2 separate regions of the Homo sapiens genome follow, and region 1 is linked to region 2. Evidence: read pairs that join two places in POLR2A ChIA-PET (ENCODE). Cell type or tissue: CD4-positive, alpha-beta T cell. All regions are shown on one strand.

Region 1 (8,000 bases), 600 kb after region 2:
CCACTGCACTCCAGCCTGGGTAACAGAGCAAGACTCCGAATGAAAAATAAAATAATAATACTAAATCAAAATAAATAAAAGAATAAAAACATCATTTACAGTTTTGCCCCCAGCTTCACCAGTCCCACCAAAATAACGGAGAGTGGCTTAAAAAAAAAGATATTAACTAACAAGGACAAAGAGAAAAAGAAAGTAGAAAGGAAAAAGAAATATTTTGGAAGCTGGAGAGCATACGGAACAAGTGATTACCAGCTTAGCTGACCAAAGGAAGCTAGAACCAATTGGGGGCAGCCTGAAGCGGGATGATTTGAGACACAGAACCTCAGAAAGTTGTGGCTCAGGAGTTGGTGGCCCAGGGTGCAATTGAGGCTGAGAACAGAAGACTGGTTACAAGCCTGTACAAACAGAGATGCACAGATGCCTCCAGATCTGCCAACCGCTATCTCCCATCTCAGAAGTCCAGAATTGACCCTCCAAAGAGGGTTAGCCAGAGAGACTCCAGCCTCAGTGACATCACGGCAGGGCACCATATAGAAAACTGGGGATCAGCTGGAGTTCTACACCCTGTGGGGCTCATCCCTTTCCCTCCACTCCAGTCTCAGAATGATGGCAGTCAGGTTTATAATTCTCAAATCAAAAAGATTTGAGGAAACTGTCTAGATTAAGAGAAAAGACCAAAAGAAACTACAAAATGGGACTTTCCCAATGAAACAGCCCAGCAAGATCACTGTACAGAAAAGTTCATCCATTGGCGAGCTCCCTCCAGCTCTCAACACCACCATGTATGTGCATGCACACACATACACACATATGCACACACATATACACATGCATGTACACACACACTACACAACTTACAATCAGCTTTTTAGTGCTTCACTTTTAAATATGAGAAAAGAGTCAAGGAAGACCAAACATCTGAGAAATTTTCTAATAGAAAAACTGAGATAAAAACAAATAAGATTTTTATAAGAGCTCAGTAGAAGCAGAAATAATTTTTAAAAAGCAGAAGAAAATTTCAAAAAGCTATAATTGATGTGTCCAGAGGAAAAAAATGAAGGAAATTAGAAAGTTACATGAAGTAGAAATGTCAGAAGATAAAGTTTGGGAAAGTAAAAAAAAATTTCAGAGATGGAAAATACACACACACACACACACACACACACAAAACCCATAAGAAATAACACCAATTTTACACAAACTCTTTCAGAGTTTGAGAAGGTAAAAAAATATTTCGGAGATGGAAAATATAGGAAAAAATTAAAGACCTGATGAAGAACTATAATATTCAAATAAAATGGGAGTTCCAGAAAGAGAGAACAGAGAAAATAGAAGGGTTGCAACTATTCAAAAAATAATTCAAGAAAATTCTTCAGGCCAGGCATGGTGGCTCATGCCTGTAATCCCACACTTTGGGAGGCCAAGGCGGGTAGATCACCTGAAGTCAGGAGTTTGAGACCAGCCTTGCCAACATGGTGAAACCCCGCCTCTACTAAAAATGCAAAAATCAGCTGGGCATGATGTGGCATGCCTATAATTCTAGCTACTCAGAAGGCCGAGACAGGAGAATCACTTGAACCCAAGAGGCGGAGGTTGCAGTGAGCTGAGATCGCACCACTGCACTCCAGCCTGGGTGACAGAGCAAGGCTCTGTGTCCAAAAAAAAAAAAAGGAAATTCTTCAGAGCTGAAGGACATGAGTTTTCATATTGAGAGGCATCACAGGGTCTCCTACATAAGGGGTTTAGAAAGTCCCATACCAAGACACATCATTATAAAACGCTGGAATTCCAAGGACAAAAAGAAGATTCTAAATACATTCAGAAAGGAAATAGTATGCCTCATTAAACAGGTAAAATATCAGACTTCCCAATAGCTGCACTGGAAGCTAGGAGAGCAACATCTTTAAATTTCTAAGGAAAAAATATCTTCAATTTAGAATTCTAAACCTAGTCCAATATCAATCATGTATGAGGTTGAAAGAATTGTATAGATATTCATGATCTGGAAGCTGCAGGAGGATGTGTTCACCCAAAATGAAAGTGTAAAATGAGAAACAGGATGTCATGGGACCAAAAAAAAAAAAGAGGATCCAATACAGAGGAGAACTGAAAGGAATTTTGAGGTTAAGAAAAGGAAATCCCAGGGTGACAGCTGGGTGGCAGATTTTGAGAGCAGCCAGTCCAGACTGCAGCAAGGGGAGAGAGAGCTCCAGGAAGGATATCTTCCAAAAAAGGGTTTACGCTGGCAGAACATATGGAGAGGAGATTTCCATTTCTGAAGCAGGGTTTGGGATGATTTCAGTAGAGGTAAGGAGTCTCCTCCTATCCGTGGGGATATGTTCCAAGACCCCCAGTGGATGCCTGAAGCCACAGATAGTCTGAACCCTACATATACTATGTTTCTTCCTATATGTACAGACCTGTGATAAAATTTAATTAGGCACAGTACTCTTGGGGCCATTATTAAGTAAAATAAGCGTTACTTGAACACAAGCACAGCGATAACTGCAACAGTTGATCTGATAACCAAGATGGCTACTAAGCAACCAATGGGCAGGGAGCACAGACCTTGTGGATAATTCTTTTTTTTTTTTTTTTTTTTTTTGAGACAGAGTCTTGCTCTGTCGCCCAGGTTGGAGTGCAGTGGCGTGATCTTGACTCACTGCAACCTCTGCCTCCTAGGTTCGAGCTATTCTCCTGTCTCAGCCTCCTGGGACTATAGGGATGCGCCACCACGCCTGGCTAATTTTTGTATTTTTAGTTGAAACGGGGTTTCACCAAGTTGATCAGGCTGGTCTCGAACTCCTGACCTCAAGGGATCCACCCGCCTCAGCTTCCCAAAGTGTTGGGATCTCAAGGGTGCGTGAGCCACCACGCCCGGCCTAAACTTTTTATTTCTTAAATTTTCCACTTAATATTTTTGGGGTTGAATATGTAGTAACTGAAGCCACAGAAAGTGAAACCATGGATAAGGGGGATTGTCGTACATAGAAAACTAAGCAAAAAAGAAAAAAATGAGATGATAACCTCCAGTGAAAACAAATAATTGAAAAAGAAAGAAAATATAATAATGTTTTATGTGGCTCAGCTATAGATATTTTTAAAATCATAGTTATGTAAACACTAAATATTAATCTTAATTTATGATAGAGATATATTGTCAGATGACAGGAGGAGGTGTTCAGGGAAAGATGTGTAAATGGTGTAACAAAACTGAATCATAATTATTTTATAATAAAAAGACAAGAGATAATAACAAAAACTGAAAAGTCAATATAACAACAGTAGTGCCAGGCACTGTTAAAAGTGCTTATTTTTAATGCATTAATTCCTTTTGTTTTATTTATTTATTTATTTATTTATTTATTTATTTATTTGAGGCACAGTCTCGCTCTGTCACCCAGGCTGGAGTGAAGTGGTCCAATCTCAGCTCGCTGCAACTTCTGCCTCCCAGGTTCAAGCAATTCTCTGCCTCAGCCTCCTGAGTAGCTGAGATTACAGGTATGCACCACCATGCCCAGTTAATTTTTGTATTTTTAGTAGAGACAGGGATTCACCATGTTGGCCAGGCTGGTCTCAAACTCCTGACCTCAGGTGATCCACCCGCCTCGGCCTCCCAAAGTGCTGGGATTACAGGCATGAGCCACCGCACCCAGACTGAATTAATTCCTTTTAATGCTCACACTAACCTTATGAAGTTTAAAAACCCATTTAATGGATGAGAATATGAAAAATAGTGATATAAGCATATAATTTAGAAATATGGGGGCAAACTCCAGAAGCAACAGCTATAAGAAACAAAAGTAATTGCCTCCATGGAGAGGAAATTGGATGGAAAAGGGCATGTAGAGGTCTGCTGGTTTTCAATAGAAACCTTGGTTAGGCGCAGAGGCTTTCATCTGCAATCCCAGCACTTTGGGAGGCTGAAGTGAATGGAATGCTTGAGCCTAAGAGCTCAAGAGTAGCCTGGGCAATATAATGACCTCATCTCTACAAAAAATACAAAAATTAGCCAGCATGGCGGTGTATACCTATAGTCCTAGCTACTTGGGAGACTGAAGTGGGAGGATCACTTGAGCCTGGGCAATACAGGCTGCAGTGAACCATGATCATACCACTGCACTCCAGCCTGAGTTACGCAGTGAGACTGTCTAAAAAAAAAAAAAAAGACGAAACCTTATGAAACCATTTTTTTGTTTTGTTTTGTTTTGTTTTGAGACAAAGTCTCACTCTGCTGCCCAGGCCAGAGTGCAGTGGCATGTCTCGGCTCACTGCAACCCTGCCTATCAGGTTCAAGCCGTTCTCTTGCCTCAGCTTCCCAAGTAGCTGGGACTACAGGCGCACGCCACCACATCTGGCTAATTTTTGTACTTTTAGTAGAGACAGGGTTTCACTATGTTGTCCAGGCTAGTCTCAAACTCCTGACTCAGATGATCCACCTGCCTTGGCCTCCCAAAGTGCTGGGATTACAGGCTGAGCCACTATGCTTGGCCTGAAACCATTTGACTTGTTAAACTTTGTACATATAAAACTTTGATAAAACTAAAGAATCAATTAAAAGACATCAATTCAATAATTTATTAATCAATCAGTGATAATGGTTTGGCTCTTTGGCCCCACCCAAATCTCATGTTGAATTGTAATCCCTAGTGTTGGAGGTGGGGCCTGGTAGGAGGTGACTGGATTATGGGGGAATTGGTCTCTAATGGCTTAGCACCATCTCCCTAGTGGTTTCTCACGATGGAGTTCTCTCAAGATCTGGTTGTCTAAAAGTGTGTGGCACCTTCCCCTTCTCTCTCTCTCTTTCTCTCTCCTGCCACCATGTGAAGATGTGCTTGCTTCACCTTAGCCCTTCTGCCATGATTGTAAGCTTCCTAAGCCTCCCCAGCAATGCCTCCTCTACAGCCTGTGGAACTGTGAGTCAATTAAACCTCTTCTTTTCATAAATTACCCAGTCTCAGGTAGTTCTTTATAGCAGTGTGAGAACAGACTAATACAGAAAATTGGTTTCAGATAAATGGGGCATTCCCATAAAGATAACTGAAAATGTAGAAGTGACTTTGGAACTGGGTAATGGGCAGAGACTGGAAGAGTTTCGAGGGCTTTGGAAAAAGTCAGGAAGATGAGGGAAAGTTTGAAACTTCCTAGAGACTTGTTGAATGGTTTTGACCAAAATGCTGATAGTGATATGGACAGAGATGGCCAGGTTCATGAGGTCTCACTTAGAGATGAGGAACTTACTGAGAACTGCAGTAAATGTCATTCTGCTATGCTTTAGCAAAAAGACTGGTGGCATTGTGCCCCTGCTCTAGGGAATCTGTTGAATTTTGAACTTGAGAAAGAGGATTTAGGGTATCTGGCAGAAGAAATTCCTAAGCAGCAGCAGAGCATAAAACTTTGGAAAATTTGCAGCCTGGCCATATAGTAAAAAAGAAAAACCCATTTTCTGAGGAGGAATTCAAACCTGCTGCAGTAAAGATAAGCCAAATGTTAATAGCCAAGACAATATAAAAATGCCTCCAAGGTATTTTAGAGACAGAGGGCTGGAGGACTAAGAGGGAAAAATGGTTTCGTGGGCCAGGCCTAGGGCCCCCCACTCTGTTCTGTGCAGCCCCAGGACATGGCACCCTGCATCACAGCTGCTCCAGCTCCACCCTTGGCATAAAGGGCCTCAGATATGCTTCAGGCCTCTGCTTCAGAGGGTGAAAGCCATAAGAAGCTTTGGCACCTTCCACATGATGTTAAGCCTGTGGGTGTGCAGAGTGCAACAGTTGAGGCTTGGGAACCTCCACCTAGATTTCAGAGGATGTATGAAAATGCCTGGATTTCCAGGCAGAAGTCTTCTGCAGGGGTGGAGCCCTCATGGGGAATCTCCACTAGGGCAATGTGGAGGGAAAATGTGGAATTGGAGCCCCCACACAGAGTCTCCACTGGAGCACTGCCTTGTGGAGCTGTGAGAAGAGGGCCACCATCCTTCAGACTCCAGAATGGTAAATCCACCAACAGCTTGCACTGTGTGCCCAGAAAAACTTCAGGCACTCAATGCCAACCCATGAAAGCAGCCACAGGGGCAGTACCCTTCAGAGCCACAGAGGCAGAGCTGCCCAAGGCCTTGAGAGCCTACCTCTTGCATCAGCATGCCCTGGATGCGAGACATGGAATCAAAGGTAACTATTTTGGGGCTTTAAGATTTAATGACTGTCCGCTAGGTTCAGACTTGCATGGGGCCCGTAGCCCCTTTGTTTTGCCCAATTTCTCCCTTTTGGAAAGGGAGCATTTACTAAATGTTTGTACCCTCATTGTACCTTGGAAGTAACTGACTTGTTTTTTATTTTACAGGCTGATAGGCAGAAGTGACGTGCCTTGTGTCAGATGAGACTTTGGACTTGGACTTTTGAGTTAATGCTGGAATGAGTTAAGACTTTGGGGGACCATTGGGAAGGCATGATTGTGTTTTAAAATGTGAGAAGGACATGAGATTTGGGAAGGGGCAGTGGTAGAACGATTTGGTTTGGCTTTGTGTCCCCACCCAAATCTCACGTTGAGTTGTAATCCCTAGTGTTGGAGGTGGGGCGTGGTGGGAAGTGATTGGATCATGGGGTGATTTCTAGTGGTTTAGCATCATTCCCCTAGTGCTGTCTTATGATAGAATTCTCACAAGATCTGGTTGCTTAAAAGTGTATGACACTTTCCCCTTCTCTCTCTCTTTCTCTCTTTCTCTCTCTCCTGCCACCATGTGAAGACATGCTTGCTTCCCCTTTGTCCTTCTGCCATGATTGTGAGTTTCCTGAGGCCTCCCCAACCATGCATCCTGCACAGCTTGTGGAACTGTGAGTCAATTAAACCTCTTTTCTTCATAAATTACCCAGTCTCAGTTAGTTCCTTATAGCAGTGTGAGAACGAACTAATACAATCAATAAATACATATTCACAACAAACCATTTTTAATTAACAAAAAACTATGCTTCTTGTAATCATTTCTATGTGAAAAACTCACAGAAAGCAGGCCTTGAACATTCCTCTAGTCAGCCTAGGCTTCTGGTGATGACTTTCCCTGGCCTGCAGGTTCCCAGTTCAACCAAACTGCCATCAATTTCCGCCCATGGAGGCTGGAGGAGTTCTGTGGCACAACTTGAGCACCACTCTTCCTCCAAGATGTTTAGCAAGTGTGTGCACATAAATCAGATTAAAGACTCAGCCTAAATCAAAAACATGAAGAATCATCCTTACAAATGCTTTAAAAACCATGAAAGCCCTGAACAATCACCTTTCATTCAAACACCCGCTGAGAACTATGTGGTCATTTGCTATATTTTCTGAGAAGAAATCAAATAAACAAATAGATATAATAATATTATAACATCTAGTTTTAATTAAAACACAAAATTAAACATAACATTTACTTTGGTCAGTTTTAAGAATGATAATTCCACTGATACTTTTTGGAAAACACTTGCTTATTAATGCTGGAGAGAGAAAAACCAAGAATAATGAATGCTTAGCTCATTATTCAAACTACCCTGGAGTCCTTGTTTTCATCTCGTCCTAAACCATTCACATTTCAGGCTGACAGTTTTTCCACTGTCACTCAAGGCGAAAACAGACGACTCCTTAAATTATGTTAGAAATAAATTAGCTCCCAGATAACACACACTCCATGTAAGAAAGAAAAGAAAGAAAGAATAAGTCCCGAGGTAAATTAACTCCTGGTGTACATAATGAAACTTTACCCTCAAGCTCCAATGCAGTGATACAAATACCAAAAATTCTGCCAATGACTGCACAATCTGTTTATTTGTGAGAAGGTGGAGGAGAGAAAAAGAAGAGCACCAGGTCCTTAGACAAATAAGACCATATTGAAATGACCCCTCTTAAAAATGGACTTTATTTTTTAAAGCAGTTTTAGGTTCACAGCAAAATTGAGTAGAAAAAAAATTGATGAGAAAGTACAGAGAGTTTCCATATTTCCCCTGTCCCCACCCGCCACACGCACAGCCTGT
Region 2 (8,000 bases):
CCTGGCCTTCTGGCTGCCTAATAGTGGGCACCACCCAGCTTTACTTCAGTGAGTTTTGGGAACCATTTCTGATGACATCAATTTACAAAGCAAAGAGATGTTTGCTTCATTTTCACAAAGCTAACCTGTATTCTAAAGAGCCCAAATCGATTTCTCTCCTGAAATGCCTCTAGCAGCTTTAATTGATAGGGAGTTAAAACTGGGAGGCTCTCCAGTGAGTGACCCCTGTGTATGGACCCAGAGGCAGAGAAATTCTATTGCAACAGGATTTGACATGATTAGATATAATGTTTGTTCTTGACAACTATTTCTTTTTTACCTTTGGACTTTTGAAAACTTGCATTGTAATGTTTTTAGAAGAAACAGATCAACACAGAATTCCCTTTGGTTTTATAAAAGAGAAATTCCATCATGTAAACTATTTTGCTGCCATCTCTAGAAATGATTAGAATGATTAGAGAAATTCAAGAGTTATATGGTATGGAGCAGCCACAACGGTTATTTGGACAATTTGAAATTGATAACAAAATATTTTAAAAGAATGTTCTTAGTATTTAGGCTTCATAGATATCTCTCTTAATATCTGTAAAAATAACCATACAACTGCCTTGGTTGTAAACCTTAGTAGTAAAGTGTTTAGATTTCTACCATGAGATGTATGTTTATTAATCAATTTTGTGCATGACTAAATTGTATTATAGAAGTTTTGAATGAGGTTAAAATACAATGTTTAAAAATATTAATGATAAAATTTCTATTCAGTATTTTTAAGAATAATGAGCACTTCATTACTGTAAATGCTTTAAAACTGTGATTAGTAATTCAGATGTCGGTTACAAGTTCAGCTTAGTTTTATGGTTGCTTTTAATGCACTGACTTCCAAAATTTAGTAACTCTAAATGGAAGAAGAACACAACTAGTCACATTAAGTCATAATTGCTCATTCTTCATTTTTCTTCATCAGTTATGCAAAGGTTTTTGTGGAAATCTGAGTAATGAATTTCCATCTTCTCTCATGGCCGATGACACAAATGTATTAAGGTTTTTATACTTTTTAACCAAAGACTTTAATACACCAAAACTCTTCATTTGGAAAGTTTTGAACAAATTATAAAAGCAGTTTCCAGGTTTGTTTGAGTAACACCCTCACATGATTTTTGGCCAAAACATGACCTAACCCATAGAAACACTTCCAAACCCTTTTCTGAAAAGCACTCTCTCTAGCACTTTCTCCATCATCTTTTCCTGGGCCCACCCCATTTGGAGCCTTTGCTCTGAATAATCGTGGTACGGACAGAGGTAGCAAGTTCTAGTCTGAGGCCTTTGGCCACACCGCTACCTGTTCACCTGCATGGTCCTGCTGTAGACAACCATCTCGCCCCCAGCCCTTCCCCGCAGTGCCACCGAAGACTTGTGGTTCTGAGCCTGCAAAGTGCTTGGCTGAGCAGAGCAGAGAGGAACTGAACAGTGTGTGTTAAGAATGGAGCCTGTGAATCACTCCTTGTGAATCACGGCACTTTATCACTGCCCTTTCCTTAGACCTACTGAAGACAGCCTGGACAACCTGGCATGGCCAAGGGGTGGGGGGACAGCTTTGTACATCCTTTTTCCCAGTCATTTGCTTGCTTTCCTCACTCTTCTGACTACATCTTCCTGCCCTTGTTTTTCTCTTATTCCATATTTGGATGGATGTTGACCAATTTGGGGTGTCTCCTTTCTGGTCTTCCAGAAATCTTTCTAAACCCTGTAACTATGTTTCTAATCTCTTCCAACTGTTGGAAGAGGTGACTGATTACTGTTAAACTCGGGCTTTGGCTCTCAGCACCCTGCAGGGTGACCTCCTGAGGTGCCATCGTGTGGAAACTGTGCAGATGGTGAAGTACCATGTTAGGGAGATAGAGGCAAGTTTGCATGTGGGTCTGTTTAATGATACCGAATGCCTATCTGTGCTTGGTACTCTTTACCAAGGAGGGCATGATCTATTTATTTTCTTTCTTTGAAATAAGTGAATATCAAATTTACTCCTAAATTTCATATGTTCAAATCATCTAAATGGGTTGGTTATTAGAAAGGATATTAGCTTTTTCACTCTGGATCTGTCTCTCTTCACTATAGCCCCACTGTCTTTGCACAGTGTGGTTTCACCTGCCTGCCTCTCCATATCCAGCTCGGCGAGCATGACGTCTCCCCTGCTTTCACTCTCCAGCCCTCAACTATGTACCAAGCCTTGTTCTAGGTCCTGAGATGACAAAGTAAGTATTTGCCATCGTTGCGCTTTTATTCTAGTGAGGGAGATAGGTAATTGGAATAAGTAAACGAAAAATCAATCATGAGGTGGGGGTGCCTACCTAGAATATTCAGAGAAGACTCAGCTGAGGAGCTGGTGTTCAAGTGAGACTGGGAAGGAACAGCTAACAGAGGAGTTGGGTGAGAGTGTTCTGGGTGACTTATTAGAAAGTGGAAGAGTCTCTTCCAAATGACAAATGATTCTATCCTAGCTTTGAGTCTTGTGCCAAGACCTTAAAAAAAACACACACCCACTGCTGTGGTCTGAATGTTGATGTTGCCCCATCCCCCCTCCATTCATGTGTTCAAATATAATATCCAATGTGATAGAATTAAGAGGCAAAGCATTTGGGAAATGATTAAGTCATGAGGGCTCTACGCTCATGAATGGGATCAGTGCACTTAGAAGCTGGAGATGTGAAGACACAGCAAGAAGGCGCCGTCCGTCTATGAGGAACAGTCCCTCACCAGACGCCACATCTGCTGGTGCCTTGATTTTGGACTTCCCAGCTTCTAGAACTGTTGTTTATAAATTATCCAGTCTGAGTAGCCCAAACAAACTAACCCACTTAGCACCCACTTAACACCATGTCTCTTTCAGATGGCAAGAAAACACCAATATTTTTAGAGATAAATGTTCCATTACTGTGTAGTCCAATAAGTATAAATAAGTTCTTGGCTTGATCCACTTACAGTTTTAATGGACACAAGGGAATCTGCTATTCTTAACTTAGCATTAAACTGCGAGGAGGAATGAGTTGGTGAAATGGACATTGTAGTGGGCACCTGGCAGGGGGTGACCTTGTTATCTCAGTTTATGATGATGTCCCCTACAGATCTGACAGCCAGTGGACACAGCCCTATCAACTTCCTGCTGTGATCATCTGCAAAGGGAACCTAGGCATCGGGAAGACATTCGTTAAAGTTCAGGAAAAAATTAGGTGTGATTTCATGGCATGACAGCCTAAAAGAGACTTTTGTGAAATTCTACAAAAGTAAATCCTGACTGTTCAAATTGCATTCCAGGGTACTGAGAAAATTTGAGCAAAAAAAAATTGCTCAACTGCTATTAGTATTTTTTTGGAATGAGTTGACAATGGTGGAAAGAGGCACTGGAAATGGGAAGACAGAGATCTTTGAAGAAATATAGAGCTAGCCAAACTTCCCACTTTATTTAATGAGGTAGGAAGTGGATGATGTAAGTTATGGTTCGTTGAGCCCAGTGAAAAGCTTGTCTGCATGGATCATGAGGATATTCTTGCAGTCCTCCCTTTAATTCTCAGTGCCTTCTCTAAGAAAGCCCCAGAACTGTTCAGGTATTTCTCCCAAATAATGTTTGTTTTTAATCCGATGTCAACTGTGTAATTGAACAGGTGACCCTATTTTAATTTGACATTTCCGGAACACTCAAAACCAAATTGGTGGCCCTCCCATTAGCAAATGTGCAGGCATTTGGTTCTGACTCATTTTGACCCTCTCCGATTCTACTTTATTCCAGTTATTTCATGCTTTCTTAAATCTTTAATATCCTTGTAAATCACTGTAAAACATTTGAGGAACAAGATGGAGCCAGGTAAATATAAATAGAAGCGACATCTCATGGCTAAAAGCGCAGGCCCTGGAGTCAGCTGGAATCCGACCCTGATTTCTTGTCTGTATAATGGAAATAACAGCTATTTCATAGGATTATTGTGCAAATATTTATGACAAGCACTGAGTACTGTGGTGGACACCAAATTAACAAGCAATAAATGTTATCATTACTTATGATGACGTGAACTAAATCAGTTATGTGAGCTTGAGATTGGACCCAGGCAAAATTCCTCAACAGTGCAAACATATAAGATAGGTGATTCCTTAAGATCATGTCATGCTAGCCCAATGTAATTTTATGTTTCTGAAAGCACAGTGACCAAATGGAAGATGGGAAGCTGTAGGAAAATATACCTTGATGTCAGCAAAGCTTTTGACATCTCTCACAATACCTTAAATAAAGTCTTATTAAAACTTAAATGAGTTAAAGTGACATGAGCAGTAGGAGAGTTCGATTGTGTTGATTTAATAAAACCAGAAAGACTTCTAGGTTGTGGTTCTCAGCCCTGGTTGCACAATAGAATCACCCAGAGAGATTTTTCAAAGTACCAGGGCCCAAGGGTGCTCCAGGCTAACACACTCATGCACTCTGGGGTAGGGCCTGGGCGGTTTTTAGTTTTTAAGCTCCCCAGTGAATTTAAAGTTTAGCTAGGATTGAAAAATGCTGTGATGGATAATGGATTGTGGTGAGCCTAAAAAGGAGGAGTCTCACTGAGGGTTTTTCCTTAGCCAGCCGGTGCACATGTGTGTCATGTGATCTGTATGAGGCCCTAGGGACCATGCTCTTGGATGCACGGATGCCACTGACTAAATGCAATGAATGACAGACAGGACCTTGATTGATGTTGACAAGCTGGCCAGATGACCTGATTCAAGCAAGATGCACTTTTGAATGTCAGGTTCTAAATGTGTGTATAGGGCAGTGGGTCTCAGGGTATAGGCCCTAGACCAATAGCCTCAGCATCTTCTGAAACTTGTTAGAATTGTATTAATGGGATCTACCAACCTACTAATTCAAAAATTCTGGAGGGTGGGGTCAGCAATCTTTTTTCACAAGCCTTCCATGGGATTCTGATGTGTGCTAAAGTTTAAGAACCACTCACATAGAAGGGGGAATCCCACTGGACAAGTACAGAATCAGAGACATCTCATTAGCAACAGCAGTGACTGAAGACAGAGTCTGTTTATTCTTGATCTATAGTTCTGTTTTATTCTCGCTTTCCCATTGCGATGAAGACCTCATACTTGGCAGATCACGTCACTTGCTTATCTCTGTGTTCTACAGTCATTGTATAAAACTGTTTACTGAAAATCTGAGTAATTCCAGAGACTGTTACATAGTGAGAAATGTTGAGTTTAGAGCATAATGACACAGAAATAGCTGAGAAGAACAGCAGTTGCCATATGCCAGGCACCATTATGAGCCCCTTAGACGAATATTAACTCATTGAATGAGGAAAGACATGGTCATGGTTATTGGTTGGGTAGCAAGTGTTGACAAGTGGGCTCATTTAACTTCCAATGCTTTTGATAGGTCACTAGGAGTTCTGTGTGTCTGAGAATCTTTTTGATAATTAGTAAAATATTAACTAGTAAATACTAAAAATGAATGATCCCTTGCTTGCTCTGCCCTCTCAGTATCCACCCACCCCCAAAAAGGCAGGTGAGAGGAGGAAGAAAAATCTGCCTCCACACATTGAGGGAACAAGAGAAGGTAAAGAAGTTGGGAGAGACTATGCCAGGAGAGCTCACCCAGTTCCAGGGCATGGGACAGGTACGCAACCATCTAAGGACACACGTGGGAAACAAGGTGCCCAGGGTGGTAGAGCACAGATACTTCCCCCTCCTCCAGCTCCTGGGGAAGTTGCAGGTCATTCATTTACAAAGGGAGGCATAAACCAGAGAGAAGAAGACAACTTGTGGGGCTTAAGAATGAGTTGCTTGGGGACCAGTCAAAAGTTGTCTGAAAGAGCTGTCATGACTTAAGGCACCTTGGGAGGAGCAGTCTGGCTACCTCAAAATGCCTAGCCTAGATTTTTCTGTGGCTGTGGCCAGCCTTAGCCCTCCCTGTTTCCTAGACTGGGGAGGTTCTGAGGCACACCATTTCAAGGATTTTGCTCCTCTGAGAGATTAAAAATATGTTAGCATGTGTTAAGGATGCCAGAAAATCCTACAGTAAAAAAAAAAAAAACCAACAACCAACAACCTAGTTTCCACCTTTTCAGTATGTGGTCTTTCTAAAAGATATCTTTCCTTGATATGTTGCATGTGCTAAAGACTTGCACACACAACAGAAACATACAAAACAAAGTTTTCCAAAGTCCCCTCAACCTATATCCTACTTCCCAAAAGTAATCACTTAGCAGTTTCTTATCTCTTCCTCCAAAAATTGATATGCATACTACAGGATGAATTGATATGCATACTACAGAATGTATGTATGTGTGTGTGTTTATACAGATATTCTTTTTTTTTCACATAAATGATAACACTATACACACTAATCAGTTACCTTGCTCTTTAAAAATATCTTGGGAATATTTTCATATCAGTACATGTAGATAATGATAGAAATAATAGTTCACACTCATAAAGAGATAACTAATGAATGAGCCAAGTACTGATGAGTACTGTGTAAGTTTGTTTCATTTAATCTCAAAACTATAGGAGAGGTACCATTATTATCCTAATTTATAGTTGGGGAAGCTATCTAAAGAGGTCATGCCTACTGCCCAAGGCCACCAAGCCCAGCAGTTCAGACTCAAGAGCCCATGCTCTTGACCACTGCCACTGCAGTATACAAATCCACTCCAGTCTTTTTTTTTCTTTTATCTTTTTTTTTTTTTTTTTTTTTTGAGATGGAGTCTCACTCTGTCACCAGGCTGGAGTGCAGTGGCATGATCTTGGCTCCCTCCACCTTCCCAGCTTCAAGCAATTCTCCTGCCTCAGCCTCCAGAGTAGCAGGGACTACACGCCCAGCTAATTTTTGTATTTTTAGTAGAGACAGGGTCTCACCACATTGGACAAGATGGTCTCGATCTCTTGACCTCATGATCTGCTTGCCTTGACCTCCCAAAGTGCTGGGATTACAGACATGAGCCACTGCGCCCGGCCCACTTCACTCTTCAACACCTGAACATAATATTTCTGTGCTTGGATGCACCACAACGTATTGAACCAGGTTCACACTGATGGACATTTGAGTTTATCTGCCTTGAGCATATCTGCACATAATACCTTTGTGAATCTGTAAATGTATCTGAAAGATAAATTCAGTGAATCACAGCAGCAAAGAGCACAAACTGAAGTCCTGATCCCCATCCCCTCAGATCAACCCTGTCCCCCACAGATCTCCGTGTTGGTCAATGGCACTGTCATTCACTCAGTTGCTTAGTTGACCCCTTTCTTTTTCTCATATCCTACATCCAGTCCATCAAACACATCCTTTCTACATCCCCTCAGTCTGTTCTTCACACAGCATCCAAAGTGGACCTTTCAAAACAAATCATGTCACTACCCTGCTTTAACCAAACTCTAGTGGTTTCCCATCACATTAAAACAAAGTGTTAAGTACTTATGAGGCCCTGAAAGGCTGGCAGTTGTTGGGATGCAATTTAAGCTTCTGCACAGCCACTCAAAATAGAGTTGCTCAAACAAAATAGCAACTTCTCAAACCTTTATAGCAGTCCAGAGGGCAGGTGGGCCATTTGGGATGGAGAGTGTTTCTGTTCTACAAGGCCAACTGAAGACCCAGGTTCCTTCTGTCTTCTTACTCCTCCAACATCCAGGGCAGTAGTTCTCAACTAGGGGTAATTTTGTTCCCTGGGGTACATTTGACAATGTCTGGAGACATTTTTGGTTTTAACAACTGGGGAATGAAGAAGGGTGTGTGTTAGTGTCATCTAGTGGGTAGAGGCCAGAGATGGCTGCTAAACATCCTACAATACTTTGAACAGCCTCCGCAACAAGTTATCATGGGTCCAAAATGTCAGTATTGCTGATGTTGAGCAACCCTGTTCTTGGGCAGTGGTTTTGAAGCTTGAGTCCCCTGGAGGGTTTCTTAAAATACAGATGGCTGGGCCCCACCCCCAAGGTTTCTGATTCAGTAGTTCTGGAGGGGG

What was found. ChIA-PET counts read pairs that join two places held together with the same protein. Peaks named below come from ENCODE experiments on the same cell type or tissue, not always from the same donor. Only the 100,000 strongest peaks of a DNase experiment are listed, where the experiment ranks them.
Region 1: POLR2A ChIA-PET joins it to region 2 with 24 read pairs; 2 of 35 experiments call an interaction of 5 or more read pairs at or near these places.

What each region holds. Positions count from the first base shown.
Region 1 is chr4:38,741,961-38,749,960 of GRCh38, forward strand. LOC105374413 (a long non-coding RNA gene) reads left to right here and starts at 2,162. Exons shown (of 6, transcript XR_925231.2): 1 at 2,162-2,307; 2 at 3,381-3,501; 3 at 6,340-6,414; 4 at 6,743-6,830. In CD4-positive, alpha-beta T cell, no CTCF peak of the experiment used is centred here; no DNase peak of the experiment used is centred here.
Region 2 is chr4:38,140,817-38,148,816 of GRCh38, forward strand. No RefSeq gene overlaps it. Among named protein-coding and RNA genes, the nearest start is that of PTTG2, 180 kb to the left of the region's middle. In CD4-positive, alpha-beta T cell, no CTCF peak of the experiment used is centred here; no DNase peak of the experiment used is centred here.